Linked DNA regions of Mus musculus: regions 2, 3, 4, 5, 6 and 7 are each linked to region 1. A link is a loop called in an ENCODE intact Hi-C map of the cell type or tissue named here. Cell type or tissue: heart. All regions are shown on one strand. Region 1 holds the start of Pou2f1 (POU domain, class 2, transcription factor 1). Region 2 overlaps Creg1 (cellular repressor of E1A-stimulated genes 1). Region 3 overlaps Rcsd1 (RCSD domain containing 1). Region 4 has its middle 5.7 kb from the start of Tada1. Region 5 overlaps Gpa33 (glycoprotein A33 (transmembrane)). Region 6 holds the start of n-TPagg2 (a tRNA gene). Region 7 holds the start of Dcaf6 (DDB1 and CUL4 associated factor 6).

Evidence for each region. A loop is a pair of places that touch in the nucleus more often than their neighbours do. Peaks named below come from ENCODE experiments on the same cell type or tissue, not always from the same donor. Only the 100,000 strongest peaks of a DNase experiment are listed, where the experiment ranks them.
Region 2: it touches region 1 in a loop (5-fold over the local background); 17 of 42 quality-filtered maps call a loop at or near these places.
Region 3: a loop joins it to region 1, with 2.2 times the contacts of the local background. A loop is called at or near these places in 3 of 42 quality-filtered maps.
Region 4: it touches region 1 in a loop (8-fold over the local background); 13 of 42 quality-filtered maps call a loop at or near these places.
Region 5: a loop joins it to region 1, with 6 times the contacts of the local background. A loop is called at or near these places in 30 of 42 quality-filtered maps.
Region 6: it touches region 1 in a loop (4-fold over the local background); 3 of 42 quality-filtered maps call a loop at or near these places.
Region 7: a loop joins it to region 1, with 18 times the contacts of the local background. A loop is called at or near these places in 7 of 42 quality-filtered maps.

What each region holds. Positions count from the first base shown.
Region 1 is chr1:166,000,319-166,004,318 of GRCm38, reverse strand. Pou2f1 (POU domain, class 2, transcription factor 1) reads left to right here and starts at 1,685. Exons shown (of 16, transcript NM_198932.3): 1 at 1,685-1,757. The coding sequence starts at 1,697. In heart, CTCF peaks have their summits at 845 and 1,572 (motif pointing left); DNase peaks (open chromatin) are centred at 868, 1,498, 2,578 and 3,018; H3K4me3 peaks cover 3,502 bases; H3K27ac peaks cover 3,600 bases.
Region 2 is chr1:165,769,371-165,773,370 of GRCm38, reverse strand. Creg1 (cellular repressor of E1A-stimulated genes 1) reads right to left here. Exons shown (of 4, transcript NM_011804.3): 2 at 3,439-3,558; 3 at 2,555-2,739. Among named protein-coding and RNA genes, the nearest start is that of Creg1, 7.6 kb to the right of the region's middle. In heart, a CTCF peak has its summit at 1,601 (motif pointing left); a DNase peak (open chromatin) is centred at 1,600; H3K4me3 peaks cover 680 bases; H3K27ac peaks cover 1,110 bases.
Region 3 is chr1:165,658,595-165,662,594 of GRCm38, reverse strand. It overlaps Rcsd1 (RCSD domain containing 1), which reads left to right. Exons shown (of 7, transcript NM_178593.3): 4 at 3,151-3,222. Among named protein-coding and RNA genes, the nearest start is that of n-TPcgg2, 18 kb to the right of the region's middle. In heart, CTCF peaks have their summits at 1,644 (motif pointing left) and 3,795 (motif pointing right); DNase peaks (open chromatin) are centred at 1,644 and 3,764; H3K27ac peaks cover 729 bases.
Region 4 is chr1:166,371,484-166,375,483 of GRCm38, reverse strand. No RefSeq gene overlaps it. Among named protein-coding and RNA genes, the nearest start is that of Tada1, 5.7 kb to the left of the region's middle. In heart, no CTCF peak of the experiment used is centred here; no DNase peak of the experiment used is centred here.
Region 5 is chr1:166,151,211-166,155,210 of GRCm38, reverse strand. It overlaps Gpa33 (glycoprotein A33 (transmembrane)), which reads right to left. Exons shown (of 7, transcript NM_021610.2): 3 at 2,427-2,643. Among named protein-coding and RNA genes, the nearest start is that of Gpa33, 23 kb to the right of the region's middle. In heart, a CTCF peak has its summit at 1,635 (motif pointing right); DNase peaks (open chromatin) are centred at 830 and 1,620; H3K4me3 peaks cover 765 bases; H3K27me3 peaks cover 822 bases.
Region 6 is chr1:165,639,376-165,643,375 of GRCm38, reverse strand. n-TPagg2 (a tRNA gene) reads right to left here and starts at 1,742; the gene lies at 1,671-1,742. It overlaps n-TPcgg2 (a tRNA gene), which reads left to right and starts at 1,034; the gene lies at 1,034-1,105. In heart, a CTCF peak has its summit at 1,805 (motif pointing left); DNase peaks (open chromatin) are centred at 155, 855, 1,365 and 1,725; H3K4me3 peaks cover 2,897 bases; H3K27ac peaks cover 2,019 bases.
Region 7 is chr1:165,459,372-165,463,371 of GRCm38, reverse strand. Dcaf6 (DDB1 and CUL4 associated factor 6) reads left to right here and starts at 2,909. Exons shown (of 19, transcript NM_028759.1): 1 at 2,909-3,241. The coding sequence starts at 3,145. It overlaps Mpc2 (mitochondrial pyruvate carrier 2), which reads right to left and starts at 2,112. Exons shown (of 5, transcript NM_027430.3): 1 at 1,861-2,112. The coding sequence starts at 1,969. In heart, CTCF peaks have their summits at 2,131, 2,761 and 3,655; DNase peaks (open chromatin) are centred at 1,531, 2,211, 2,821 and 3,721; H3K4me3 peaks cover 3,110 bases; H3K27ac peaks cover 2,931 bases.

The sequences.
Region 1 (4,000 bases):
GAAATAATTATAGGGTGGACCAATTATTTGGTTTAAGCAGTCATGTGCACACCCTAAGGCTTAATTACTTCGAATAAATCAATCTCACCTCAAATCACTAGCTGTAACAGACAGACAGTTTTAGGTGTACTTGTGCAGAGTAAAGAATTCAACAAGCAACCTCGGGCTCACAATGAAAACTTTAACCGCTAAAATAATTGCTTCCAGGTAGGGATCTGTTTATTTAGGGTGTTTAGGGCTGTGTGTGTGTGTGAGTGTGTGTGTGTGCAGAACCTGCAGTTTTACCCAGTTGAAACTTAGGAATACCCCTCTCAAGGACAGCCTAGGACCTATTTATTCTTACCACACAATATTTTTGTTTTTATCCTTAGAAATTTTTTTAGGAAAATCTTGGGACTTGTCAAGAATTAGTAAAATAGATTTGGGTCTTCATCCAGGCCTTTTTTTTTTTTTTTTTTTTTTTTTTTTTTTGCAATAAAGGAGCAATCTGGGCAATATTTTGGCTAATTACTTAGGAAGATGGTCACAAGAGGAATATCACCACCCCCACCCCCCGCCCCCCGCGATCGTATTTACTGAACGACAGAGCAAAGAGAATTCGTAACCGTTGGCGCTATTGCCAACTTGCATGGTTTTAATCAGGTCAGTTTACAATTAGCCTTTAAAAGGTGCTCCAGAAGAAAAAAAAAAAAAAAGAAAAAAGAATCCCTACGCAGATGGGGTCTGTTTGTTTCGCACGGGTGGGCGCGTGCAAGGGCGTCCGGGCGACTCGGACGGCCGCTCCCACAGAGGCTGGGCCGGGCACGCGCGACAAGTGGAGGCGACTCTTTGCCTGGCTAATTAGAGCCGCCAGGACACGCCCCCAGGAGTCCGCCCGCCGGCCCCGCCCCGAATCTGCGGCGTGGGCTGAGGCGCGGGGCGGGGATTAGCTCGGATTCAAATTTAAAGCGGGACGTCCGCGCGTGGCCCAGCAGGTGCCTCGTGCCCGTTGCCCGCCGAGGGCGTTTCCGCCCCCACCTGCACACAGGGCCGGAAATTACCTCGGCGGGGAGCGGTCCCCTCCATTGTCGCAGTCAACTGCGAGGGAGTCCTGAAAAAGTGCGCGGCCGTGGAGCGCTCGCTAGTCCCTCACGCGTGTCCTCGCGGCGAGACGCCGGGCATGTTGCCCTTTTACAGTACCGCCGTGGAAACCCCGAACTTATCCGGGAGGGGACTAACACGGAAGACGGGAAGCCCATCCCGAGACGTAAACAAGCACTTGACATACTACACTTTGGGGTGAAGCCGCGCTCCCGGGGGGAGGGAGGGGGCGAAGAGACGCGCATGCGCTTCCTACCTCTCCGGCGCGTGGAGAAAACTGCGCGTGCGCACAGCGGCGCGGACGGGAGGGGGAAAGAAAAAAAAACAAAACAAGGAAGAGATGATTGGCAGGTTAGGGGGCACTTTAGAAGCCTGAGGGGGCGGGGTCCCTGCAGCCTGGACGCGCGTGCGCACCGCGCGCGCAGGGGGGTGGAGCTCTTCCAAGGGGGCCGGCGGAGAGCAGCGCCGGCCTCGGGCGCCCCCTGGCGCGCGCCTCGGGAGAGGAAGGAACGGGAGGGTGCGGAGAGGAGGGAGGCGGCGAGCAGGGCGGGAGGGGGAGGGGAGCGGGAGCGAGGGAGGGTTTATCGACCGGGCGATTTTGGTTAAAATATTCAAAATGGCGGACGGAGGAGCAGCGAGTCAAGATGAGAGTTCAGCCGCGGCGGCAGCAGCAGCAGGTAATCATTACAGCATTTTACATATTCATATTCATACTCGAGCCGGGCTCCCGCTGCCCCCCCCGCGACTTAGCATAATTTATTAGTACTCAGGATTATTATAATTAACGGCGAGGAGATGGGGGGCCGGGGAACACAGCCCCCTCTGGGCGCCGAGCGGAGGGGGAAAAGGAGCTCGGAGCGGCCGGGCGGAGGGGGAAGAAGACCCGGGGCAAAGGGGGCTGTGAGCCACCGCGCTCCTCCTGCCCCCGGCCCACCCCGCGGCTGCCGCGCCGGCCCGCCCGCCGGCACCGGCCCTCCTCCTCCGCCGGCCGCCGCCGCCTCCTCGCACGGTGCCCGAATCTAAGCGGGTCCACGGCAGGCGGCGGGGCCGGGGCACCGGGAGAGGACAATAAAGACATTTTACATATTCATAGCTGCTGGGCTGGCGGGGCGCGGCGGGGTGCGGGCGGGAGACCTGGACGGGCGGTGGGGGGGCGTGGAGGGGCCAGAGGTGGCGGCGAGCACAATGCCGGTGGGCGGCGGGGCCCGAGCGGACCCCGGTGGCCGGACACCCGCGCGGCGCCCCCCCAGGATTGGGAGCCGGCGCGGGCTCGGGCTGGGGAACGCTGCTCGCTGCGGGACGCACCGGGGAGTGGTGCCCTGCCCCCGGCCGTGCGGGGGGTCCGCGTGGGGCCGAGCCCGGGGGTCACGGCCCGGGGCCCCTCAGCCGCGCCCTGCTCGTGCCCGGGGCAGCGGCCTGACCCCAGCCAGTCCGTGTCTCTGGTTAGGGGCAGCGTGGCGTGGGCCCTGTGAGCTGGCCTTCGGGTTGTGAGCTCGCTCTGGGGTCCCCCGGACCCTTTGGAGGCTGGGCTAGGTGGGAGGAACCCTCGGGGAAGTTCCCCTCCGTGGAAATGGCTTCGGTTGTCCGTGTGTCCCGGGCCCTCACCCAGAGGTCCGCGCTGCTGTGGGTCGCGCGGGACAGTTGGGTTGGAGGTGCTCGCGGGGTCTGGTAGCTCCTCCGCGCACATCCCCCCCCCCCCACGCGCTGGTAGCCTTGGGGACCCTCTCGCTCTGAGGCCTCGGAGCTCTCGGAGGTCACCCGAGAACTGGACCGTAAAGGATTGCCCTCCTGCCCTCAAAGGGCTGGCCTGACAAGTTGATCATATTCTAGATTTCTCCTGTACTGCGGGGAGCGGGGGTGGTGGCTAGACACGGAGATCCCCCTCCCTGACTGTGTGTGGTAGTGCTTTCTAGCTGCGTGCTGGGTCTTCTCTACTTGCTTCTCATTTGAATAATGTCTAATTCAGGGAGGTTTATATTCTTGAAATGGCCGCCTGGCTTTCCCCGCCTCTCATGTTTAGTAATTCAGACCTTTAATAACAGCCACTCACAGCCCAACGCCGTGTTTATATTTTACATTCGCCCCATGTGCTTTTGTGGTTCGATATGATTCTTTTTTTTTTTTTTTCCTTCTCCTCCTCCTTGGCAATCCACAGGACTCTGAGATCAAACCCAGTCTGTGCTGGGAAGACAAGGAGAGAACTAGGCCTGGACTGCCCTAGTTGCCTAGGCCCTGTTCTCTGCTGCTTGATTTATTTACTAATAACCAAAATGACTCCCCCATCAACTGCCACTCGAGTCCCCTCCTCCGCAGGCAAAACACATCCTCTTGGGGACCTTCCAGCATAAAAACAGCTCCGAGCTAAGCATCAGCTCTGAGGTTGGCTTGTTTTCTTCTAAAAGGAGTTTATCTTTCAGTTCATAGTATGTGGACCTTATTTCCAATTTACAGAGGCTTCTGTGAGCTACTGGTTTAGTACAAATACAGGACTTTGTTGTGGGAATAGTCACTCTCTTCCTGAGTTAACTCGGTCAGGCTATGTAAAGATTTGTAGTATTTGTAAAACCGGCAGACTTCCCTTTCAGGAGTGATGGAGTAGCGAGGTATTTTAGAAAGTCCGGCTGACAACACTTGGATACTCTCTCAGCAGGGCTGCTTTTCCAGTTTCTGCACCAACTTGAAGGGAGGCCGGCATTCTTGTGCTGTTACTGACATAGACCTGCCTGTTTTAATTGCAGCAGTATGGAAAACAGAAATGGGGTTATGTTTTCCTTGGTCATGGTTAAATGAGTGAAAATAGAAGATAAACAGAGGCATTGTGTCCACTCTGATCTTGGAACTTGCTTAGCCTGCTGGCCTCTTGCTTTAAGGTGTCAGAATTGATTTTTGTTTTTTCTAGGCTTAGGACATTTGGCCTATG
Region 2 (4,000 bases), 230 kb after region 1:
ATCATTTCAGTGTCCTGGCCATTAGCTACAGAAGGCACTGTGCTAATTAGAGAAACAGTATCTTCTGTGGTCCATGTGGGCAAGCCTGGCAAGGTGACCTGGGGAAAGCCTAGGATACCACAAAGACCCCATTGGTGGTTCCCGACAATGTGCAGACCCCAGTCTTCATAGACTCTGAAGTGGCAATGAGTGGCCAGAGGTACTTGGGGACAGGAGCCTCCTTCCCTGGTACTCTGCCACTGTGGTGGGATGCCTTGCCCTGGTCTTTCATCCTCCCCACCCCGCACTCCCACCTCCTGCACTCTCCCCCTGCACTCCCCCCACCCCCAATCAGAGCAAAGGCTCTCTGCCTTATCTTTGAGCTGCAGAAAAGCACTTACCCGGCTACATAACAGAACGGGAGCCTCTATTTTACACACTCAGAGCAAAGACTTATGGGAAATCATAATTTTATTTTGTTATTAAAGTAAGCACTGCCCAGGGCGTGTTATTTACACAGAGATAACTGCTCTTCGGAGATTGTGATGTCCTGGGAAGGTAAACTCTGACCTCACAGAACAGCCCATCATTCTTACTGCCACTCTCCTCCATAACGCGCTTGCTGGTAATAATCTGACAATCGCTACCTCCTAAATCCTATCAAGGAGGAGGCTCGGTCAGCCCCGGGAGGGTCAGCAGCCTGCGCCTCTCCTCCCACGCACACGGCCACAAAATCAATACTGGGACAACTGGATTCTTTAGACAATTTGAAAGTCTGTGTTTCCATCAGCTGGCTATATGCAACTGCCCCCAAAACACCTACCATGGGCCATGCACCACCCTCGACCCTGCTCGGAATACAGAAATACCAACAACCCCGAGTTTGCTGTTAAAATGTACATTTACGGCAGGGAGCGGGGTGGTGGTGGTTAGGGGGTTACATAGCTTAATATGAGCTGTTCTCTAATAGCATGAAAACAAAGAACACATAAGCACTAAGAATTTAAGGTCCGGGACTGAAGATTCCTTGGTCCCACAAAGAAATAACCTTTTCCCAAGGTTGGGCGTTTGGACAAAAGCCGCCATTCCCTTGGGACTTGAAGAAAGTTCCTGCTTGCTTTCTCCTTATCTCTGGCAAAAGGAACAAGTGTGTCTCCATTAGCATACGCTGGGGCACCTAAGAACTTGTCAAGGTCGGTGCTAGCCTCTGGGCACCCTCAGTCCTGGCTCACAGATCCCACCCAGCTCTCGAGTCTTCCCCCACCCCCACCCCCACTCCACCCCCACCCCACCCCCACCCCCGTTCTCTTGTTCTCGTCTAACCCTGGAAATCCTTCCCTGCTTTCCCAGGCGACAGCCTTGGCTGTTTATTGGAATACAGTTTTCTCTTTTCACCCACAGATCGGCTACTTTGGTTTCTTTACTGCGCCCATACTCATTCCGTCTTGACTTATAAGTCCTACTATCCTCCCCCATCTCTCCACAGAGTTGTCAGTCATTGCAAACAGGAAGTGAACTAAAAGATGAACCTGGCGTCCAGCACGGGGTTAGGGGTCAGAAGAGGGCTCAGGGCTAGGACGCCCAGCGTTTGAATCCCAGCACTGCCACCTGCTGGCTGAAAGGCGTTATGCAAGCGCCCCCTTTCCCAGGCCGGCCCTTGTTTTACAGCCTAGCAATCAGCGCTCGCTTCACAGGGGTGTGGTGAGAATTTCAGCTACGAACAGGAAGCGATTAGGATAGCACAGACCAGCAAAACACGCTCAACAGACTCTAGCTGCTGTAGCACCTCTTGGGCTTGTAGATAGATGTCCTATATTGCAAAATCCAGTGTCACTTAGGGAACACTCTAGTCCCTCCCATTCTGTCCTCTGACCCTTGACCTCATTTGACCTCACTCCACATCTGACCACTCCCTTCTTCCCGGCCCAGGCCATCTTTAGATACTGTTCTTTTCTACTTCCAGACTAGATGTACTGGGGACCAAACCCAGGCCCTTGGGCTGAGCTATGTCTCCAGCCCTTAGTAATTTTATTATTGTTTTGCAATGCTGAGATTCACACCCAAACCCCAGGGCCCAACTGCTAAACTTGAACTTAAACCTCCCGTACTCTTTTCCTTTCTCTCCAGTAGCCCCTTTGGAATCAACTCCATTACCTCTGCAGGCCACAGATCCCTTCCAATTGTGTTATAGTTGTGGGTGTAGAAAATGTCATAAAATATAGACCCTAGGCTTCACTACGCTGAGAGCTACAGGCCCGTTACTAGGTCCCCCTTGTTGGGCTTGTTTTTGTTTCAAACACAGTTTCATGTAACTTGAGCTGATTTTCAGCCTTCCAGGCTGGCCTTGAATTGCTAATCCTCTTGCCCTTGTCTCCCAAGGTCTAGGGTTACAGGTGAGTTTACTAATTCTGCATCTGACACTGATGAGAGGGATTAAAGGTGTGTGTTCCTATGCCTAGTGTCTTTGTAATCCCATGTGTTTTGTAATTTTGAGAGGTGGTCCTAGCAGGCTCAGCCTTGGGGGTGCTGGGAAGAGCTACAGTCCGGCAATGGTGGAAAATGTATAATTACTTACTGCAGCGTGACGTTAAAATATTCTTCAGGTGTCACTACTTTAGGTCCACCAAAGTAGTCCAAGACCCAGATACGGCTTATTTTTAATTTAGCAAAGAACCAGTTATGGCTGGAAGGCCAGTGCTTCATCTCAGGGTGTCGAACAAACAGCGAATCCCTTGCATAGTCCTCTTCTGTCTTGTTCACCTGAAGGACAAACAGGAGATAAACAGGCCGTTCTAAGGACACTTTTATCTTACTAAGAAGGGGTGGTTCTCACACCACAAACTGCCTGGCACCTCGTTCCGTTGCAAATTCTGATCTTAAGAGTCAAGAGCGTACAGGAAGCCTAAAGAAAACAGAGAAACGTGCCCTTTCAAACTTGTAATGACACACACAAATAAAGCAGGAACCATGATGGGGGTGGAGCTTGGCTGTTCAACAGTCATTCCAAGCTAGCACTGTCCATGGCCCAGAAGCACTGGCTGTCACCCAGGCCTGAAAGTGCCCTCACACCTACTCTATTCAATGCATGTGCAAGAAGGGCAAAAGTGCTTAGAAGTAGCACTTGGGAGGCAGAGGCACGAGGACAAGGAGCCCCCTGAAACTAGAGAGCAATGGTTCGGAATGAGCAGCTGTTTTTAGCCAGAGTGTTTTATAAGGAGCCTTCCAGATGTTACATCTATTTGGCTCCAGGACAAGGGTCCTTTGCCCCATAAGTACCCTACTGGACACACCTATATGACAGACCCTGGTCAGGGCCTTTAGTTGTTGAAATCTGTGTTAGGACATATTCTTACCATCTGCCCACTCACAAATCAATTGCGTTTTATTCTCCAAAGACCCCTCCCTTGGTTTTTAATGCCACCACATTCTTTTAAGCCCATCTCTCTTCGTGGAACTTACCTTGGTCACAGTTCCCGACATCATTATATGAACACACAGGGGACTCTGGGGATCAAATCCATGATTCCTACAGTAGACAGTCTGTGCTAAAGACATAGTCAGCGTAGCCTCTGGATTTTCCTGAAGAGAGAAAAATAAAAATCCTTCATTGTAAAATACAGTTTCTGGAGAGGTACACACTTTACAGCCCGCAGTCAAACTATCCCCTGGAACTGACTGCAGCTCACTTCCATGAAACAGTGAACTGTAACCCACTGGGGTGGGGGTGGGGTGACCCATGGGTAAAAACCTGTCCCATCCCCACAAAGTGTGTGTGGAGAGGTGTCATGTTTTAAATTAACAAACTGTAGAGGATGTTTTAGCATAGCTAGTCCTATCAGTTCCATACTTATCAGAATTATAAATAAAGTACCCCCTAAACTAGGGCTGGAATATCTACAAGATTAAGCTCTAATTAAAAGAAAAAAGAAAAAAGAAAAACTGCATAAAATGACCACAGGTGCTCGCACGGCCTAATTGCACAATTTAAACAAGAAAGTAGCTGAATCATGCTGAGTGGCTA
Region 3 (4,000 bases), 340 kb after region 1:
TTACGTGCCATCAAGTCCATTCATTGGCCTGAATCCGAGTTCTGTCTTTAGTAACCACATGGTAAAAGGAAAGAACCCACTCTCAAAGGGTGTTCTCTGACCTCTACACGCATGCAGTGACACACGTGCAACACACACATACACACACACACAATAAACAAACAAATTAATACTAGATAAGTGTGATTAAAGAGCAGTAAACTTGGTACTTAGATATGGCTCAGTGGTTAAGAGCACTGGCTGCTGTTTCAGAGGACCTGGGTTCTGTTACTCCAGTGCCAAGGAATCTGATGTCTTCGTTTAACCTCTCTGGACATCGGTGCACAGAGTTACATGCAGGCAAAGCACCTGTACACATAAGGTTTTTTTTTTCAGCCAAAATAAATTCTGAAACATTTAAAGGGCCGAGAAGTCACAGCTACCCCCCCGTTGAGTAGGTGCGGAGTCCTGGGTCCACCTGCTCTGGGAATAACTTCCCCTCCACTGAACAAGGGTAGTCTTGTGAGGTGAGAAATCCCAGGGGCTGAGTTTAAGAAACTCTGTGTTTTTGTTGGGTCCCCACCAGTGCTGTCATCATGGTGCTGTGACTTCATGGGGTTCCCAGACAAAGCTATGACCAGCAACTTCTCTTTACTGAGGGTCAACTTCTCCTAGCAGCTCTTCCCTGCTGAGCTTGGCACCTCTGCTGTGGTATAATGGGCTGTGGCTGCGGCCATCTGAGCTGTCCCCTGATAACCTAGGCTTGCCCCAAGAGGACTCATTGCTCCACACTAATACCTTATTTGTAAAATGAGAACGAGAACATCAGTGGAGGGGGCGGGGGATGCAGAAGCGATGCTCATGGGAACGAAAACAGATGCAGTGGGTCGGGTTTGTAGTGACTAGAGTATACAACTTCATTTCAGGGACTTTATGAGAATAGAAATTTAGAGCTTTCCTTGAAAAGTTAAACTCGAGGAATGGCCAAGGGATAGAATGGTTTTAGATTGAAAATCCATTCTGGAGTGAGATGCTGTGTGTTCATGACAACATTGCCCCCAGGGTTAGTCACTTTCTTTTTGCCTTGAAATTTACAGAGTAGGGCATCACGAACCACAACAGTGATGCCAGCACTTCGGAGGATTGCTAATTCAAGACCAGACTGGTCTACATAGCAAGCTCCAGGCCAGGATGTCACAATGAGACCTCTGTCAGAAAGAGGGTGCAGTTCACCTGCCTGGCAGGACTAAATGGAGGTGTTACAAGCCTTTGTAGTGTGTGCAGCCTACAGGAGCACCTACATCCCACAGGCACAGACGTTGCTCACACATGGGGGTGGGTAGGATGGCTGGGACTCCTATATATTCTGTGTCTGAGATGTGGAGTCAGCCCCAGAATTTCACCTACAGACTACAGGCAAAATGACAAGTTACCTTACCTGGGAAAACCAAATGACAGGGTGTTGAAAGGACATGAACACCACTCCATCCAAAACTATCAGATCAACAACTTATATCATAATACATTATTGGGATGGTATAGCAATACACATAAACATAAAAATGTATGAACACCACGTTGGTTCATCTCCACTGACTGACTTAGTCCCACCACTGGCCTGATGCCTGTGATTAAATTATCAACTAAATGTTGCCATCTGCTGTCCATGGTGTGAATTACATTGGCAGTTGTACGGGGCTTCATTCTGTTTTGTAGTCAAATCAGTACAGGGTCCGCAGTCCGACATCTGCTAGGTCTCTAGTACTGAAATTATATCACCTAAAGTGAACTTTGGTAGCAAAATTTTTGCTGTAGTTTCTAAAGCTGAAACTTCCAAAACACCATTCCCTTGTGAAGACCAGAAATTAAGAACCTCCCAGTTGGGACAGGAGGATCTTGACACTCACTAGAAACAAAAGGGTCCATGACTGACTGCCTCAGCAAAGTGTCTGACGAGGGAGACTCACAGCGATAATGGCAACCCAGAGCTTGAAGGGAAGGCCTCAGCATCCTTTGCCTTAGCCACCACATCCTGACAGGACAGGCATCCATCTGCCCACCAAAAGCAGAGTCAGAAGGAGGCAGGTCTCTGAGTCCCAGTCATCCACTGCCCCACTGCAGCATACTCTCCCTCGACACTGGGAGTCGACACCAGCTGAGTCGGTCTCTCTTCTTCTACAACTATAATATAACCAGATGTCTCAGAACATTACCCAGAGATCAGCAGTACTTCTCTTCTTATGGTTTCCATACACTCATATATGGAGACAGGGGTGGGTTGGAGTGGCCCAAACTATTGGAGAAACCCCTCCCGTGCTTGGCCTTGTCTATCAACCTGAAAGGCGTTTTCCGTTTCTTCACCCTCCCTTAATCATTACGTGGCTGCTGTCCTTCTTGCATTGTAGTGGGAATTTAGAATAAAACCAGGCACCAATCTGGAATTATACATATTTATAAATATGTAATCTGGAAGCAGGAATGATTCCTGGTGTGCACTGATCACAAAAGTAATTAGCAGAGTATACATAGTAGAGAGAGCAGCCTCTGACTGTTAGTTATGGGAAGAAACTAAATCACCTTCATCCTCATATAACTAACACAATCCGTGGTGGGATTGGTAGATACTTAACACACACATCGGCCTGTTTATATGAATATTCAGTGTTGGGGGAAATTCTGGCATATGAACCACGCTGTTGGTGGAATTTTCCAAAGTATTAATCCAATGGAGGGGCTTTAATAATACCTCTGCCTGATTTCATTCCCAGCCTGTGATTTATTGCTTTGTTTGTGACCAGAGAGTGGATGGCCATTTTGCCTTTGGTCTGTGAAATTCCCTCCAATTGTTAAGTTGCCTCGCAGAAGGCCATGAGGTGAAGGCCTTGATCCCCACAGACGTAGTTTTTCCTCCTAATGACAATGAAGTCATTCTTCCTGGGATGGGAGGTTTCCTGTGATATGAATGTCTGCCCCGACTTCTCAGCTCAAACTCGTGGTCTTCCTTGTGATGAGGTGAGGGGGTGGGAACAGCAGGCCTGTCTCCTCTAGGCCTGAGGTAAGTGGTACGGCACCAAAGCGGTGATGGCTTAATAGCCCACCCTCTCTTCTCCCTCCTCCCTCCGCCCTCCTCCCTCTAGCTCACTTGGTCATTTTGGTCTGTTTGTCCTGTAGAAATCACCATCCGGCGCCAGCCACCCACCTAAAATCAAGGTGAAGAGCTCACCCCTGATCGAGAAGCTTCAGGTATGTGCAGAACACATCCTGCTTCCCACACACTCCCGTGACATGACATGACGTGACGTGACGTGACGTGACATGTATGGTGCTGCCCCTTCCTTCCTGTTATCACATGGTACTTAAAAACAAAAACACAAACAAAAAGTATGGCCTGGGCTTAACAGTGCTGTTTCTCAGCTTGTGAGTTTTCTATACATCCAGTTCTGTCCTTCAGAGATTCTCAAGGCCATCAGTCTTGCCTGGGGGCGGGGTGGGGGGATATTGTGATTTGGGGTATTTATTAACCAAGCAATGCATGAGAGTAACCAGAAATCATCTATAGAAGATTGTGGAGGTCGGACTAAAAGTTGGGACAAATAGAGGACCAGAAATGGTATTTAGATTTGCTAAAGCTCATACGGCAGCTATTAAGAGAAAGATCCTGTATTTGGAGTTGGGTATGTGGGATTTTCTGGTGCTCCATCTGCCTCTCTTGCCTAGTCCCCTCTCTGGGAGGTCCTCCGTCTGACCCGCCCAGTTATATCAGAAAGATTCTATTGTGTGGGATTGGAACTACAGAGAGCAGAAGCAAGATGTGTGCCCCTAGAGGGCGCTAAAACTCTGTGGCCTGGTGATGTCGAGTGCTTGCTTAGTGTGCAGATAGGCCAATTCAGTTCAAAGTTCTATTCCTAGCACCTCAAAAATCAGCATGGTGGAACAAGCCTGTGATCCCAGCACCCTAAAGGTAGCAAAGGAGGCTCAGAAGTTCAGGGTCATTCTAGGCTAATTAGTGAGTTGAAGGCCA
Region 4 (4,000 bases), 370 kb before region 1:
AGAGTTACATTTAAAATGTTTTTATTTAGCAACTATGGAGAAGTATTCTATTATCTATCCTATCCTGTGAGTTCAGAGTTCTGTATCCAAATCAATTTTCTATCCTAACTTGCATTATCAACCTACAAACATCTTCTTAGATCTAGAACATCCTCTTAATCCTAAACAACTAAAGCTTATGATAAGAGTAGTCTTCAATTGAGGCTATCTAGTCTCAATCTGAGATTTGAGGAGAAAAATATATATTACCCGAATATGCAGGAAGTGCAGGGATGCAGCTTCCAAAAATTACAGAAATGACAGAGATAGCTACTGCTTTGACAGTCCCCAATATTCTCTAAAACATTGGAGCATCATCTTCAGCCTTCTGGCCCAGAATGTCTAACAGATCTTTTGTGAAGCAGGAATTATGAAGGAGTTGCTTGTCTTGGCAGAGCTTGGCGGTGACTTCCCTGTGTCTGTTTGTCCTGGACATCATTTTGTCTACAGACGAAGCTAAGGCATTTTCTTTGCCTGGTGGTTAGCCTGCCACAAATTAAGCTTCCAACTAGAGGTCCTTCAATGCTCGACATCTTCTTCTAAGTCAAATGGGATACTGCCAGGAGCTGACATGTCTCCATGTCAAAAAAGCCTTACATTAAGTTTTTAAAAAAACTTTAAATACCATATTTTGTGAGTCTCTGAGGTTTCTGAAGACCATCTACCTATTTATAGCATACCTGAACAAGCAAACGTTGCCTGTTTCTAGCTATTTATTACTTGTTTAAACCAGCATGTACATTTCTGTGATAATCCAAACTAGTATGTAACAGACCATTAGTTTGACTGTCTGACCATTAACCTGCATTTCTCAACCATCCCTAACAGTTTGCAATAGCATCTACTAAAAGTCTTGTGAGTGCCCGACTCGCCAGCAAAGCAGATGCCACACCAGGATCCTTCTGCACACGTTTATTGGGAGAGCTTGATTGCAGAGGCGAAAGAACCCCAAGCCCAAAACTGGTGCTGCTTATATAGGCCTAGGAGAGGCGTGTCTCACACCCGGATTGGTTATGCTTTCCACCTTATTTGCATGTTCCTCATCTGATTGGTTATTCTCTCTCAGTACCTCATTGAGCCTCATTATCATACCTCATTTGCATGTCTCTCATCTGATTGGTTATTCTCTCTCAGTACCTCACTGAGCCTCATTATCATACCTCATTTGCATGTCTCTCATCTGATTGGTTATTCTCTCTCAGTATCTCATGGAGCCTCATTATCATGCCTGGTCCAGGCAGTGACTTGGTGAAAAACTTTACTGCATATGTACACATTGGTTGTTTACCCAAACTTATGCATGGTGGCCAGCGGTAGCCAGCGCCACCCTGCAACGGCACATGTGGCTTCCCACATAAAAGAATTGGGATAAATCTTGCATTTTCAAATGATCTGCATAGGCTTAATATCTATATAATAGTTAAAACATGTATACATTATGTTGTAACAAAATTAACCTAAAATTTTGTATAAATATACAAAGATTCATACCAATAAAAACCTTAGACCTGTATAAATATACAGTGATGCATATCAATGTAAATAAAAATAATCTCATTTGAGAATATCAAGAGCTGTAAGTTGAAGAGTAGATTCAATAATCTACCTTTTATACTATTAATTCTATATGATAATTCTATATGATAATTCCATACCCCTCTTTTCTTCCCAAGCCCTTCCTTTTATCTAAGAAAAAAGAAGCGTAGAGAAAAGGAAAGGGAAGATAGAAATCCCCAAGGCTCCCTATTCTGTTTCCTCCCTGTCCAAATTATTTGTAACCATCCCCTAAAATGACAACATATATATAACTCATACAGTGACCAAAACCACCCAACCCAACTTAAGGGACTGGGACAATGGTTTTATAATTGCTTCCTGCTAATGTTGGACATAGAATTCCTTTTGGGGGACTCAAGAAAATTAGAAAAATGGTTAGTCTTAAGAAAGCTGCTGTCGTGTTTGTTGTCCAGTCTCTATGTGCTGAGAAAGTTCAGGGCTTAACACAAGTCCTCACTGGATCAGTCTGTGATTCTGGATCAAGTGAGCTAGCTGTTTTGAAGCTGTTCTGAAGGCAAGTCTTTAGAGGAAACAGCGTTGCTATACTCTGAAGTGGAATCAGGCAAGAAGCTGGGCCAGCAAGCCTCGGCATCTCAGCATCCCCAAGGCTGAGTCTTGTTAGGGCTGCATTCTTGGCCTTCCATTCTGCAACACACAGACTTTAATAAGCAATATATAGTTCTCTAAGGACATTTGTACAGAATGCGCAGTGCTCACAGATCAGTTAAAGATGATTTTCTGCTCCTTGTTTGAACAGTTGAGCTAGTTTGGATTGTAACCGACATTGCAGTAAATCTCTATCTATGCCTTATAAACGGGTGGCAAAGATTTGTTGGCCATGTATAGCTGAAGTTATGGCTGGAGACATTTCTAAGTCCCAGTCGGTTTCCAACCAATTTGTTCCTTATAAGGGACCAGCCAGCATGTATGTTGACTATCTGGAGCCTTTTGATTTCGTTCTTCTCTGTCGTCAGGATCTCCAGGAGGTCTTTACCTATTATGTCTGGTTTTTGTCAATTTAGAAGGAACACATAGCTTTTCTTTTTCTGTGGAAATATAGATATAACCTCTCCCCCAGCACAACAAAATTCCTCTTTTCCATTCTGAGGTTAGGACATCTCTGAAATGAACAGGCTGGTTTAGTTCAGCAGTTTTCCCCATATTCCAATTATAATTTCTGTTATAATTATAACAGCTCTAATTTCTGTTTGCTAGCATTCAAAAAATTTAAAGTTAAAAAAGTACTATACAAATCTGTTTCTGGGGGTCTTTGTTCTCCCCTTTTGCTTGTTAAGCATCTCTTTAAATACTATTAGATCTCACTATAATTGCTTGTCCTGTAAGAATATGTGGTATGCCTGGAATACATTTTATACCATAATGTGTTTAAAAAAATCCTTTCATTTTATTAGAGACATATGCTAGAGCATTGTCAGTCTTAATTTGTACAGGTATCTCCATAAAGGCAATAACTTCTAATAAATGTGTAATTACAGAATCAGCCTTTTCAGAAGTTAAAGTAGTTTCTCACTGAAATCCTGTATATATTTCTATATTATAGCACACATATTTCAGTTTACCAAACTTTATAAAAGGAAACACAGCCAAATTTCATTTCCTTGGGTGCCTTAGGGTTACTCCCTGTAGGTAATGGAGTTTGGTTATATGTGGAACAAATAGGTCTTTATAATCTCCTTAGCTTGCTGGCAAGTGGTAGAAAATTCTTTTTTTAAACCTGTTAACATGTTTTTTTTTTTTTAATAAAATTCTGTAGCCTCTGGCACACTCCCTATCAATAGCTGGAAAATTGTATCATTACCTTGTTCTAGAAGATCCAGTAGATCTGTATGGGATCTGATATGTGCTATAGAATGGACTATTTCTATTTCTGATCACTTGTTTAGCTGAATAAACAATGAAGTCAATTTGGAATCATCCTGAATACGTTCAGCAATTTCTGTTTGCTTGAGTTTTTTTTGGTTTTTGGTTTTTTGCTTTTTCGAGACAGGGTTTCTCTGTATAGCCCTGGCTGTCCTGGAACTCACTTTGTAGACCAGGCTGGCCTCGAACTCAGAAATCCACCTGCCTCTGCCTCCTGAGTGCTGGGATTAAAGGCATGCGCCACCACTGCCTGGCCGTTCAGCAATTTCTACATGCAAAACAACTCTGCATGTTGAAAAGTATTTATTACACTAAGAGAGTCTTAAAAATCTAATAACACCATAAAAATTGCATATAACTCTGATTTTTTAATTGAATTATAAGGACTCTCAACCACTTTACTTATGTCTTCTGACTTATATCCCACCTTTCTCAATTTATTTGCATCAGTAAAAAATGTAGGAGCTCCAGAAATTGGTGTCCCTTTTATTATATGAGGGAGAATCTAATTAGTTCTTTTATA
Region 5 (4,000 bases), 150 kb before region 1:
CTGCAGCATCCTGCCCGCCCGCCCGGGAGTTAGCAGACCTGAGACTGGCGGTGAAGGGGAGGCGAACCTACCCTCTGAGCATTCCTTCCTGCTGTGGTTCTCTCTCCCTCCTGGGCCGCACACCAGAACCTTGCAGGGCCCTTACCTAGCCAACCTCACTCTCAGGCATGCCTTTAGCAGGAGGCGCAGCGGCAAACTCCCATACACTCATTAGACTAAGTGGTGGAATAGCAGAGGGACACCACCCACCCCCCAAGCTAGTTTTTGGTTGGTTGGTTGGTTGGTTGGTTGGTTGGTTGGTTGGTTGGTCGGGGCGGGGTGGAGTTGTCGGATACAGACAGAAGTGGGAAGGAAAGTGCCAGAGACCAACTGCTGAGGCGTAAAAGGCAAAGGCGCCTGTTTGGAAAACTAGCACCTGCTTCATCCACTCCTTGGGTGTGGTCTGAACAGGAACTCCAGAAACTGCCCGCCAGGGTGATGGCCAGCAAGAGAGATATGCTTTCAAGAGGACTGAGTCGAGATCTTTCGCTCCAGGCCCTTGACCACAGGCTCTAAACTTCCTGCGGGCCCTGTGCCAGGCACACCCGGGCCCTCTCTCTCCAGATCTTCAGCGCCCCAATCACAAACAGCCGGGATCTCGAGTTAGATCTAGTTTAAAGAGCCCGCGGGCGGGAGCCAAGAGGACTGGCGAGGGAGCAGAAACTCACAAGGGAGAGGGTCTTGTTCTCACGTGGCCTGTTTTACAAACAGAAGGTTACCTGAGTAATTACTGAGGGAGAGGCCATGGAGGGTGGGAGGGGATGTGTTAGGCTTCAAAGCCTCTCAGATGCCGTCTGTTCCCTTTGAAGACGTCAGGGGGCGCCAGAGGCCAGGACAAGGATTTAACACCTGCCGCACAGGCTGCTGAGTCTTCTGACTTAGGGGCTTCCTGCAGGTGAGCTAGACAAGGCTAGCTCCCCGGGGCTAAGGTCGGAGTTTCCTGCTAGCCTCCCCAGAATGAGCCGCCCCGTATAATTAAAGTCATTCTCTTGTAAAAATTATCTAGTTATATAGACACCGAGAAAGAAAACTTTTCACAAAGAATATTGCTGGGTTTATTAACATGTAATTTTTTTTAAAGCAAGAGGTTAGTTTCAACGAATTCCATACTCTCATATTAAACGTGTAGCCTTAACTCTTCGGGTTAATCTGATTGTCTTTAAAAGTAGGTGGTCCTTGATGTACGGGCCGGAGTTTGGTTGGAGGACCAGCAGAATCAGGTTTCAGATTTACACCGATTCTTGCCATTTGTTTGAAATCCTCTGTCAAAAAAGGCAGGCCAGGTATTTAAAGAACCCAAATGTTATACAAGTCTGTGTATATATAATCCTCATATGTATATATAACTTATGATTTTTATTCATACCTCTACACAAAGTGAGATAAAGGGGTATATTGTAGTATTGCTTGTTCAAACAAGAGCTAAAAAAAAGCGTTGAAACCTGAGGTGTTCACGGTGCGCTGTCAAGAAGCAACTTGCTAAGTGCTTTATAATATCTCACGTCTTCACAGGAAAGAGCAAAGTGTCTGAGTGTGTGGTGTGCGTTGGGAGAACGCCGGGCGAAGTCTAAGACGCCTGCCTGCATTACCACTGGTTGCCACATGGTGGCGGGGTGGAAGAGGTCTTGCCTATTCTTTAGGCAGCATTAGTTGATAACCGCAGTGTAGTCTGACACGCTATAAGGCTTTCTATGAGTCCAACAACTACCACATACAATTTAAAAGAGCTTCTGCCAAGTAGTGTAAAGGAAAAAGAGGAAAAAGGATCCTCTGTTTTGATGCACAGAGATGCTACCTCCCAGAAGTGGGGCCTTGCTCACACTGCACATAGACTAGATTCTCATTAAAGCAATCCCAGTAACTGGTTTGAGGCAATTACTTCCTGTGGGCCTCACCTACTCAGAAATTAAAGCAGATGAGTTTCCTCGCCTCTCCAAAACTATAAATTCCAACAAATTCTCCTGTGAAAAGGATGCTATCCTGGGACATACTTCCCATTGGTTGGCGACTGTGCCTTTGTTAGAGGAAGGGTGGAAAAACTGGTGTGGAACAGAGTTGAGAGCAGGGAAAGAGTCACCTATGGGGGTCACGATTGGCCCTGTGAGTGCCACACAAGATGAGAACCCGTGTATTGCTTGGGGGATCCCCTTCACTTCTTTTCAGTAATGAGTTTGGAAGGGGAAAGAAGAGTTGGTATGGAGGGCAACGAGCAACGGGAGCAAGGGGTGACTCCAAAGCCACACCTCTGCCCTCAGAAACACCCTGCTAGCCACCGAGAACCCCCGGAGAGCATTTGAGAGACAGAGGGAGAGACAGAACCATGGCTCTGCTGCTGACAGCGCCTCTCTGCCCACCCTCCTCCCACAGGAAAAGACAGAGACACTCACCAAGGACCAAGAGGCGGACTCGAGACTTGGCGTTGACATCCTGGTCCGACATCAGTGACACGGAGCACTCGTAGGTGCCATTGTCGTCCATGGTCAGCTGGTCGATGGTGATAGAGGCATTTGACAACTCAGCATCGTTAGATACTCTCACTCGATTCTCATAACGGTTCCCATAGATGTATTTCTTTGTCACAAAATTCCAGGTGACCACTCTTTCCTGAGAGAAAGAGGAAATGTCTGTCAGGACCTGGTGTAGACCTGCCCTGACTCAATCTTCGTCCCCCAGAGCAAACCAACAACATGTCAAACAGAAGGGCAGTACCTGCTGGTAGATTCCTCTTGTTATCTAGCTAGATAACTTTAGACTTTTAAAGATTTGCTTTTGAGCTTTAGGGACTGGGGTTGTAGTTTAGCTGGTAGTACTTGCCTACCACACGTAAAGGCCTGGATTTGATCCCAGTGCCGTGTAAACTTGGTGTTGCGGCGCGTGCCGATCATCCCAGCATTCCAGAGGTGAAGGGAGGGAAAAGTTCAAAGTCGTCCTTGGCTATGTAGCAAGTTCTAAGCCAATCTGGGAGGCATGACACACTGACTCAAAGGAAAAGCACAAAACAGCACCGAGGCACACACCCTGGGAGACCAGTGTGCACAGAAGCACACACCCTGGAATACCGGTGTGTAAATGAGGCTGGCTCGGATCCCAGCACTCACATTTGTGACCAGCCTCTCTCTCCTTGGTTCCCTCTCAGCCCATGGTTTATTCTCACCCATCCCTTCCTTCATCCAACACCCACAGTGCACCACCATAAGCCAGGTACCACACTAGTTAACCACTGAGTTCCAGCTCACTTGGTTCTGACTATTGCCCTTGGAAGTTGTTTATTTATTTATTCGTTGGTGTTGACGAGGCAGCACATTAACAGCTTAGACCACAGGCACAGACCAGGCTGCCTCAGTCAAATCCTCACCCTGCTGCTAGCTGAATGGCCTTGGCCGCTCTGAGACTCTCTTTTCTCACTACAAAATGGAGATGTTGATGATAATACATCTCCTAAGATTGTGCTGAGAGCTAAAGCTGATAATACAGGCAGAGCAGTTGGGGTCTGCCTGGCGTTGTTTCTACCGTGACTAGCCATTATGTCGGTCCACCATGTCCAGGGCATACAACCCGTGAGTTCTTCCCTCAAAAGTGAGTTTGAAACCAAGCAACCAGGGTATCTCATGATTATAACATAGACTGGCCACTTGGGGGACGATTCCTACGAAGGCTGATAGCTGCTTTGAATCTCGAAAGGCAGCTGTGCATTAATCGCATAAAAAGCTAGAAGGCTGGAGCAGCGTGTGTGATATGTTAGACATTGGAGGCAAAGGAAAAAAAAACAAACAGCAGAAATCGGCAGTGACAACCCCAAGGGGCACAGTGTGAGTAGTGACAGATTGGCGAGAGCCGAGCTTGGACAATAAAGGCCATAACTACTATTTACGATATGTATGTCATTATGCTGCGCACTGTTCCAAGGACTGGATACTTGTTATCGCATCTAACCCACACACTCGTATGCAGTAGACCTTAT
Region 6 (4,000 bases), 360 kb after region 1:
TCATATAGCCCAGGTTGGCCTTAAATATAGGGACTTGAGATACAGAGAAGTTTGGTAGCATGGGGGGGTGGGGGGGATGGAGGAGGAGGAGCCGAGAGGCTGGCACGAGCCAATGAGAGGACAAACACGCCAGCTGGACTCTCTGAGAAGTCGGACCAGGATACAGGACAAAGGACATATGCACTGAATCCATGGTAGCCTGAGGATGGAAGAAAGGATTTGAAAACGCGGAATGGCTACAATCCTACCCTAATGCATTAAGCATGGTGAGGCGTGAAGGTTGGTAGGAGAGAGCAGGGACTAAGGCTAGCCCAGTTTCGACGCCTGGCTGGGGACAGAGACCAGCCTCAGACCCTGGAGTAAGGAGTACTGCTGGGCCGGACAGTAGGACCTAAGGCTCAGATTTGCCGGAGGGAGATCTGCCTCACTGCCATTGTGCCCCCACTCCCCCACCCCACCCCAGTCCGTCTCCCCGCTCCAGCCCCTATGGTCCTCCTTCCAGGAGCGCGGGGGTCCTTCCGGGAACTCCACAAGGTCTCTGGACCTCTGTCCCTTCCATTGCACAAGGGGACAACAGGAGTGGTTCAGGGACTGAGCATCAAATGGCTTCAGTACAAACTGCTTACTTAATAAGTTGGAATTTCGGGGAAGATCACTGCTCCTAGTACCCCAAGATTTCGTCCCCTGAGCAAGGCTGCGGCGCGTTCCCTTCCCTCGCCGCGCTCCGGGCCTCAGGCACTGATTCTCTTCCGGCCTGATCCCTTCCAAGCCGGTTCCCGGCGGTGGCCGAGGACCGGATGCCCGTCGGCGAACCCAGCTCGGTTCCGCTGTGAGCGGGCGGCACCCGCAATCCGGCTCCAGAGCCGTCCTCTGGGCAAAGGCGCGTCCTCCCGGCCTTCTTCGGCCCGGCGGGAAGGGGTTCCGGGCCCCAGAGCCTCGGAACCAAAAGAACTGTTCGCGCGAGATGGTTTCCGGACCAGGTCAGCCCCGCGGAAGCCTTAAGGGAGGCCCTGAGAGCGTCGTCACCGAGAGCGGCTCGTTGGTCTAGGGGTATGATTCTCGCTTCGGGTGCGAGAGGTCCCGGGTTCAAATCCCGGACGAGCCCTGGTTTTACTTTTTTTTTTCTTTTCGTGAAAAAAATTTACATATTGAAAATTAAAGTTGTTTCATTTTTCTCACGCATCTCATCCAAAGATCCCAGTGAAACTATTCTGAACTCGGCTGTCCATCTATTTTATTTTCAAAAGCTAAGGACCAGCTGACCTCCGTGTGGGTCAGCAGGGCAGGGCACTGAAACACACTCCCAATGAAGAAACCTGGGAGACCCGGACGGACGCTCACACACGTGGCATGAGTGTCGGGGATTGGCACTGCGACGTTCCAGGATCCCTGGAAGCCGCAGCCCCGCTTCACGACGGAGAAGCCCAGGCACGGTGGTTTAAACCCGGCTGCAAACTACCAAGCTCCCCGGTCCCTACACTCGCGCTTCGATCGGATTAAGCGAGGCAAAGGACGTGACTGGAAAACTTTTATGCTTCCACGTTATTCCTTTTATTGTTACTTTAGTGTAAAGTGTGCTTGGTGTTTTTGTTGTTTGATTTTCAGGAACAATTTTAGGTTTCTGTGCATTAACGTATCAACCAAAAAAAAAGAAAAATTAAAAAGCTACAGGGCTCGTCCGGGATTTGAACCCGGGACCTCTCGCACCCTAAGCGAGAATCATACCCCTAGACCAACGAGCCGATGTGTAGCTGGTTCTCCTGTCATCATAAAGGTCTATTGAAATTCTTAGCTGGCGCCCCCGTGTGATCATTCATATATAGTACCGTTTATTTTCTTTGGTTTATATGTTACAATTTTAATTTTCCCTTTTCTCTGTTTTATTCTTTGACAATTAAGTGAGCCAGAAAGCGCAACGATATCATTACTAGTTTAATGCTGACCTATTATCTTGAAAACCTGAAATCTGTTTTTGTGGCTAATAAGCTATGTGTGACAACATTCCCTGGGCAAATGCCAGTTACTGGGTTTTCAATGTTGCACTATTTCACACTTGGCGGGTTCGATGAAATCGTCCATTCCTTGGCATGACATATTTTAAAGCACTCCTCTTCAAATCCCCACCTGTCCGTAAAGCTGTTCAGGTTTTTGGTAAATTCCAAACTCCAAATTTCATGGGCATGGAGGAATCCTTTGACATACTAAAGCCGATACTTTACTAGAGTATAGTCTCACTATACAATCTTCAGTAGTCTGGAACTCACTATGTAGACCAGGCTGGACACAACTCACAGAACCCCACCGAATTCTGCCTCGCAATGGCTGTGATTTTTATATTTTTAATTTAATTTATTTAAAAGCATTCATCAAACCGGGCCTGAGTTGCAACACTTGACTCCCATAATTTCTTGGGGGGCGAAATACCCAATACCAAACTTAAATCTATTGTTTAAGTGGCAACTAATTGTGTAGTTGTGGTCTGATTGCCCATGATCCTTAGCAATGAAGAAGTCACAGCCTGTGGTTTCTTCAGCAGTTCACACTGTTTGCTAAAATTGAAACAATATGAAGAAGAGCCTGGCTCCTTGGTTCTGTATTTAAAAAAAAAAAAAGTCATAGCTTCTTAACTATATTAAGTCTTTAAACATTTCTCTTTGATGCTTATGATAGACATTTAGGATAATATTCAGTAATTCTAAGTGACTACAATTTGTCCCAAATTCCTTATCAATATACACTTTGGTACTCTGAGGAAGCATAATTGAGAATCACCATCCTACCAAATAGCTAAAGGGGTAGGAAATAACAGGCAGTGGGCTATCCTCAACAGACTCAGTCATGTCCTGTCCTTGGCGTCCAACAGTGCACCTTGCTCATTCAGCCAGCAAGCATTTGGCACACAGTGGTTCCTCACCCTGATTGTCAAAAAATTTCCCCCTAGGGTTTGACACTAGAAAAATTACAGCACTGGGATTCTAGCATGCAGGCTCCGCCCTTTGTTTTATTTGAAACTGTCCTAACTTGAGTCTTTAATTCTTAGGGCTCCAGGCAGGAACTCTGAGAATACTCTTTAAAATATTAATGAGTTCTGGATGCCAGGATAGTTTATTCATGAAAATCTAACTGGGAGAAAAAAAAATGTGCCCCGACACCAAAGAAACCTCTACTTCCTAAAGGAAGAAGCGGTTATTACTAAAACAACGTAATCCCTTAGTATTTACAAACTAAAAGTCTATGCTGTCCATTTCTTCTTGAATTCACCAGAGCTAGCAGTTAGCATCTTCTCCCCATCCAGGGCAGCCCGCTGGAACTTAGAACATCCTCAGACCTTTGCAGCCACACTGGCCTTGTTCTCCTGCACACTGCTATTACAAGTGTGAGCCACCATGGCCAGCTAAGGAGTTTTGTCCTTTTCTCTCTACATTCCAGATACTAGACCATCTCATTTATCTATCGTAGCAGTGACGGACGAGACTGATGATAGAAAGATTCATAGTAGCGGATGCCTTCTGGTGGAAAAGCTTCCTGTCTTGGTAGAAGGAATGTGATGCGTCCGTGCTGGTTTGCGCTCGTCAATTTGACAGAAACCAGAGTCACCTAAAAAGAGGGAACCTCAGTTGAGGAATTGCCTCCATCAGATTGGCTTGTGGGCACGTCTGCGAGGCTTGACCTTATTAATGATCGCTCTGAGGAGGCCCAGCCCCCTTTGAGCAGTGTCACCCCTAGGCACGTGGTCCTGGGTGGTAGAAGAAAACAGATGTGAATGAGCCGTGAGGAGCAAGCCCTTCAGCAGTATTCCTCCATGGTCGCTGGCTCTGTTCCTGCCTCCAGGTTCCATGAGTTCTTGCCTTGGCTTCCCTCAATAGACGGTAGGCTTTTGGTCATGGTATCTATCATAGCAATATAAAACCAACCAGGGCGGCCTGTAGTCCAGTCCTGGGGCACTTCCTTCCTTAGGATGAAGTCCTTGTGAAACAGGATGTGGATGGTTTTAGTGTTC
Region 7 (4,000 bases), 540 kb after region 1:
AAACCAAAAACAAAACACAAAACAAATAACCAACTAACCAAACAAAAAGATTCCTAAGGTTTGGGGAATTCGTTAAAGTCAAGATTTAACCTGCCTCTGTCTTCCAACTCTGTGTTCCTTTTATTACACTTAAAACAGAATTAACCCAAAGACTTCCGGATGAAATGCACAAAATACTCTGTACAGTTTAAGTACTATAAACAATAATTACAAGTGGCTAAAAGCCAGGGTCTTGAAAAAGATCAACAAAAGACTACTTTCCAATTCTCTGTTAGCTTAAGTGCTTTAAAACTGAGCCTGCTCCACACTGTCCTCACTCCAAAGCTGGAGGGTAAGAATTGCCAAAGACCTCAGTTGATTTTGTAACATTCTGATCATTACATAGATTGTCAAATTATTATCTTCTGAAAATCTCTGCCATAAAACATAACAAAGCAGAAAAATGTAAAAACTAATAGGTAACTAAACAAACTTCATCAATAAAGTTCCTTAAAACAAGTTTTATAATGGTTTTCATACTGCAGTAATGCCATTAAGTGTTAAAATTACCATCTATGCAGAGGTATAGACCATTCTGTTATTAGAGTGGACACCAGATTTAATAACCAGCCCAGGCTCTAGAGAACTGCCTCATCCCTTAGAACTAAACCTTCCTCTGGGCATGGTGGCCCACACCTTTAATCCCAGCACTTGGGAGGCAGAGGCAGGTGGATTTCTGAGTTGAAGGCCAGCCTGGTCTATAGAGCTGAATTCCAGGACAGACTGGGCTATACAGAGACGCTGTCTCAAACAAACAAAGAAACAAACAGAACTAAATCTTTCTAATATCAATTGTAGACTATGGATTTAATCTATGTAAAGGCAAAGTTCACTTTTTTGTTAGCAACTCCATTTTTCCACTGTGAGTAAATTTTTCTATTTGCTCAATTTTATGCTTGAAAGACTTCATAATATAATCAGATTTTAGTCCTCACCCAAGTATTACTATCACCCATTTTGTATTAGAAATAAACTAATTTAATAACTGTGATAAAGAGCTAGAGGGACAGGGGCCTTCCAGTTTCTTAAAGAATTATTTTAACTACAAGAATTCTTATCCAGTACTTGTGACAGCTAACATCCTCAAAGAATCAAGCATATGTTATTTTTGATTTTCACACTGAATACATTTTATATGAATTAAGACAGAGGTATAGAATTTTGCCCAAGGTCACATCTTGGTGAGCGGTGGAACAGAACTGTATTCATATCTGCCCACATAAAACACAGATATAACCTGGTCAGTGATTGCATAATGACTGGCTTATTATACTGGGTCTATGGAACCAGGTTGACATTGACTGAACCGGGAAGGGGAAGGGGATGGGGGTGGGGAGCGTCCAATTTTGGGGAGGGCTCACTTAGCAGGCCTCTGCCAAGAGGAACTAAAGTATGACCTTTACTCCAAACCCTCTGCTGAGACCAGACAGACACCTTTTCAGCTCTACCCCACGTGTGCGTTAGAAATTCACGGAGGGAGAAAGGGGAGGAGAAGGAGGGTTTCATGGTGGCCCAAGACCCCTTCGTGGCTCTCAGGAGTTAAGTAAGGTTCAAGTCTGGAGGAGAGGTCGGGAGTGTGAGCAGTGTTTAAGGGAGCGAAGACATCAAAAGTCAACAAGGGCACTGGGTGCTGATACTCGGTTTTTGGAAAGAGACCTAAGATGAAACAAGGTGAAAGACTAGGAGAATTGATGGATTCCCTTCAGTGGCGAGATGAGGGCTCTGGGATTCCGGTAGCAACTCAACTGTCACAGGGCCTCTAATGTCCCGGTTTCGGAGGGAGAGGAACGATCTCCGTGCGAGCCGTTCAGGATTCATTACCTGCCGGGTGGTTGTAAAGCGGCCTCAATTTCTTTGGCAGCAACAACTCCACTTTATCCATGAGTCGGTGGTAGGTGGCCCGCAGGCCTCGGGCGCCGGCAGCTGCCATCGCGGCGGCCTAGGGATCGACAGCAGCAGGGTGGGAGCGCCGCTGTGTCCGCGTTCCTGGCTGACAACGAAGGGCGGCTCGTCACTTTCTCTCTGCAGCGCTGGGGCGTCCGCCTCTGCCCTAGGGCGCCCTTCCCCGGCTCTGGCAGCCAGAGGTGAAGCACCTAGAGGCCGAGTCCCGCAAAGGCTCAGGGGGGCGGAGCTCAGCAAAAGCCCGCCCCGGCCCGCCTCCTGCGAGCGGGTTGGGGAGACCGAGGGGGAGGAGTCATGGCAACAGGTGCTACAGAGGTCGCCGTGCTGGGGCCGCTAGAGCTAGGCGGGCGAGGCGTTGCGCAAGCTTAACGGCCTGCTCTAATTGGCTGGCCTCACAGAGCGGAAGAGGCGTGGCCAGAAATCATCTCCTTCCGGCCCTGGAGGCCATGTTGGAGAGGGGAACCTGAAGCCGCACTTCCGCCCGGTCCCTCACTTTGACTAATAAGCTTTCTGGGCTTCCCTCTCCCGAACTGAAGATGACGCTGGATACCTGTCGGACTTCCTCTTATTTACTTATTGTTTTTGAGTCGGTGTCTTCGCTGTGTACCCCAGGCTGGCTTGGATCTCGCTATGGTCCAGCCTCCCGACTGCTGGGATTGCATGCATGGGTCATCACGCCCGGTTTTTTCCTTTGACTCGAGAGGCGTGAGCAAGACAACCTCAGCGGCTTCCGTCATGCCTCTCCAATCCATTAAGGAGTAGGCTAGAGCGCCCTCAAGCTCCTCTCCTAGGGTGAGGGCAATCGTGACGCACAGCGGCTTCTGTTGCCCGTGTGCATCCTCTCGCGAGAAGGGCCGGGAGGGGGCGTGGTCTAGGGAGGAGAGGGAGGAGCTCGCGGCCGCCTCCGCCTTCGCCTCCGCCTCCCGCGGGAGGGGGGTCGAGGGAGGGGACTGTTGCCGATCTCTAGATGTTCTGGGTAGTCTGAGGAGAGTATGAGGCGAGCCGTGGCCCGGGTACCTCTCCGCTCCCGGGGAGAAGGCGCGGCCGTGGCTGCCGCCCTCTGAGTCGCGGCGCCGGCGAGGCCCCGGGGCGCGCGCATGGTGCTGGTGCCGCTCGGGTGTTGATCGGCCTGTCCCCTCCCTCTCTTCCCCTCCCCACCCCCCGCGGTGGTCTCCCCTTTCCCACCCCAGCCCCTGCGGAGCCATGGCTCGGAGTGGCTCCTGCCCGCACCTGTTGTGGGACGTGAGGAAAAGGTCCCTTGGGCTGGAGGACCCGTCCCGGCTGAGGAGCCGCTACCTGGGTGAGCGGGGGCCCCGGGGCGGCGGCGCTGAGGTCGCCGCCCAGAGGTGGGGGAGGGGGCGCCGCCGGGGCTGTTGGCGACCGGACCGAGCCCCGACCGGGGCGCCCCGCAGGCTAGGTCTCAGGTGGGATGACGGCGATCCGCGCCCGCTCCTCCTAAGGTCGGGGTCCCCTTTGCAAGCTGCCAGGCGCGGCTCAAGCTGGGCTTCCCTCGGAGAGCCGGGCCGTGGGGAGGCGGCACTAAGCCCGGAAAGGTGTTGGGGTCGCTCGTGGGCTGGGACTCCGGAGAAGACTCCGCGAGCCTTACGGAGATGCCACGTTGAACGCCAAAGTTGGCGCTTTTGCTTTTCTCCGGAGCTGTCCCCGCTCAGCCGAAGACCTCAAGGTGTTGCTTGTCCACCTTCTTCTTCGGCTTCCGCAAGGGGTTAGATGTCGCCCGAGAGAGACGCTGTTGACCACCCTCAGGGACTTGACACCCCAGCCGGGCTCGCTGTAAACCGTGGCGCTTAGCCCAAACCTAAAAGAGATCGCGGAGCCCTCCCCACCCCCGCGCCTTCCCAGGTCCAGCCTGCTGTCAGTCCCGTAGACCTCTTTTAGGTGGTGTAAGGTTTCACGTTCCTGTTCCCACCCCTGGAAAACACACTTGGCATTTTCTGTTTCTTAGTTAAGCTTTCTAAAAACAACCTTCAGGACTGTGGACGCAGGGTTCCACCTTTTTCGTTCTGTGTACCGTGAGTTTTGTTGAGTGTGTTGGGTCATG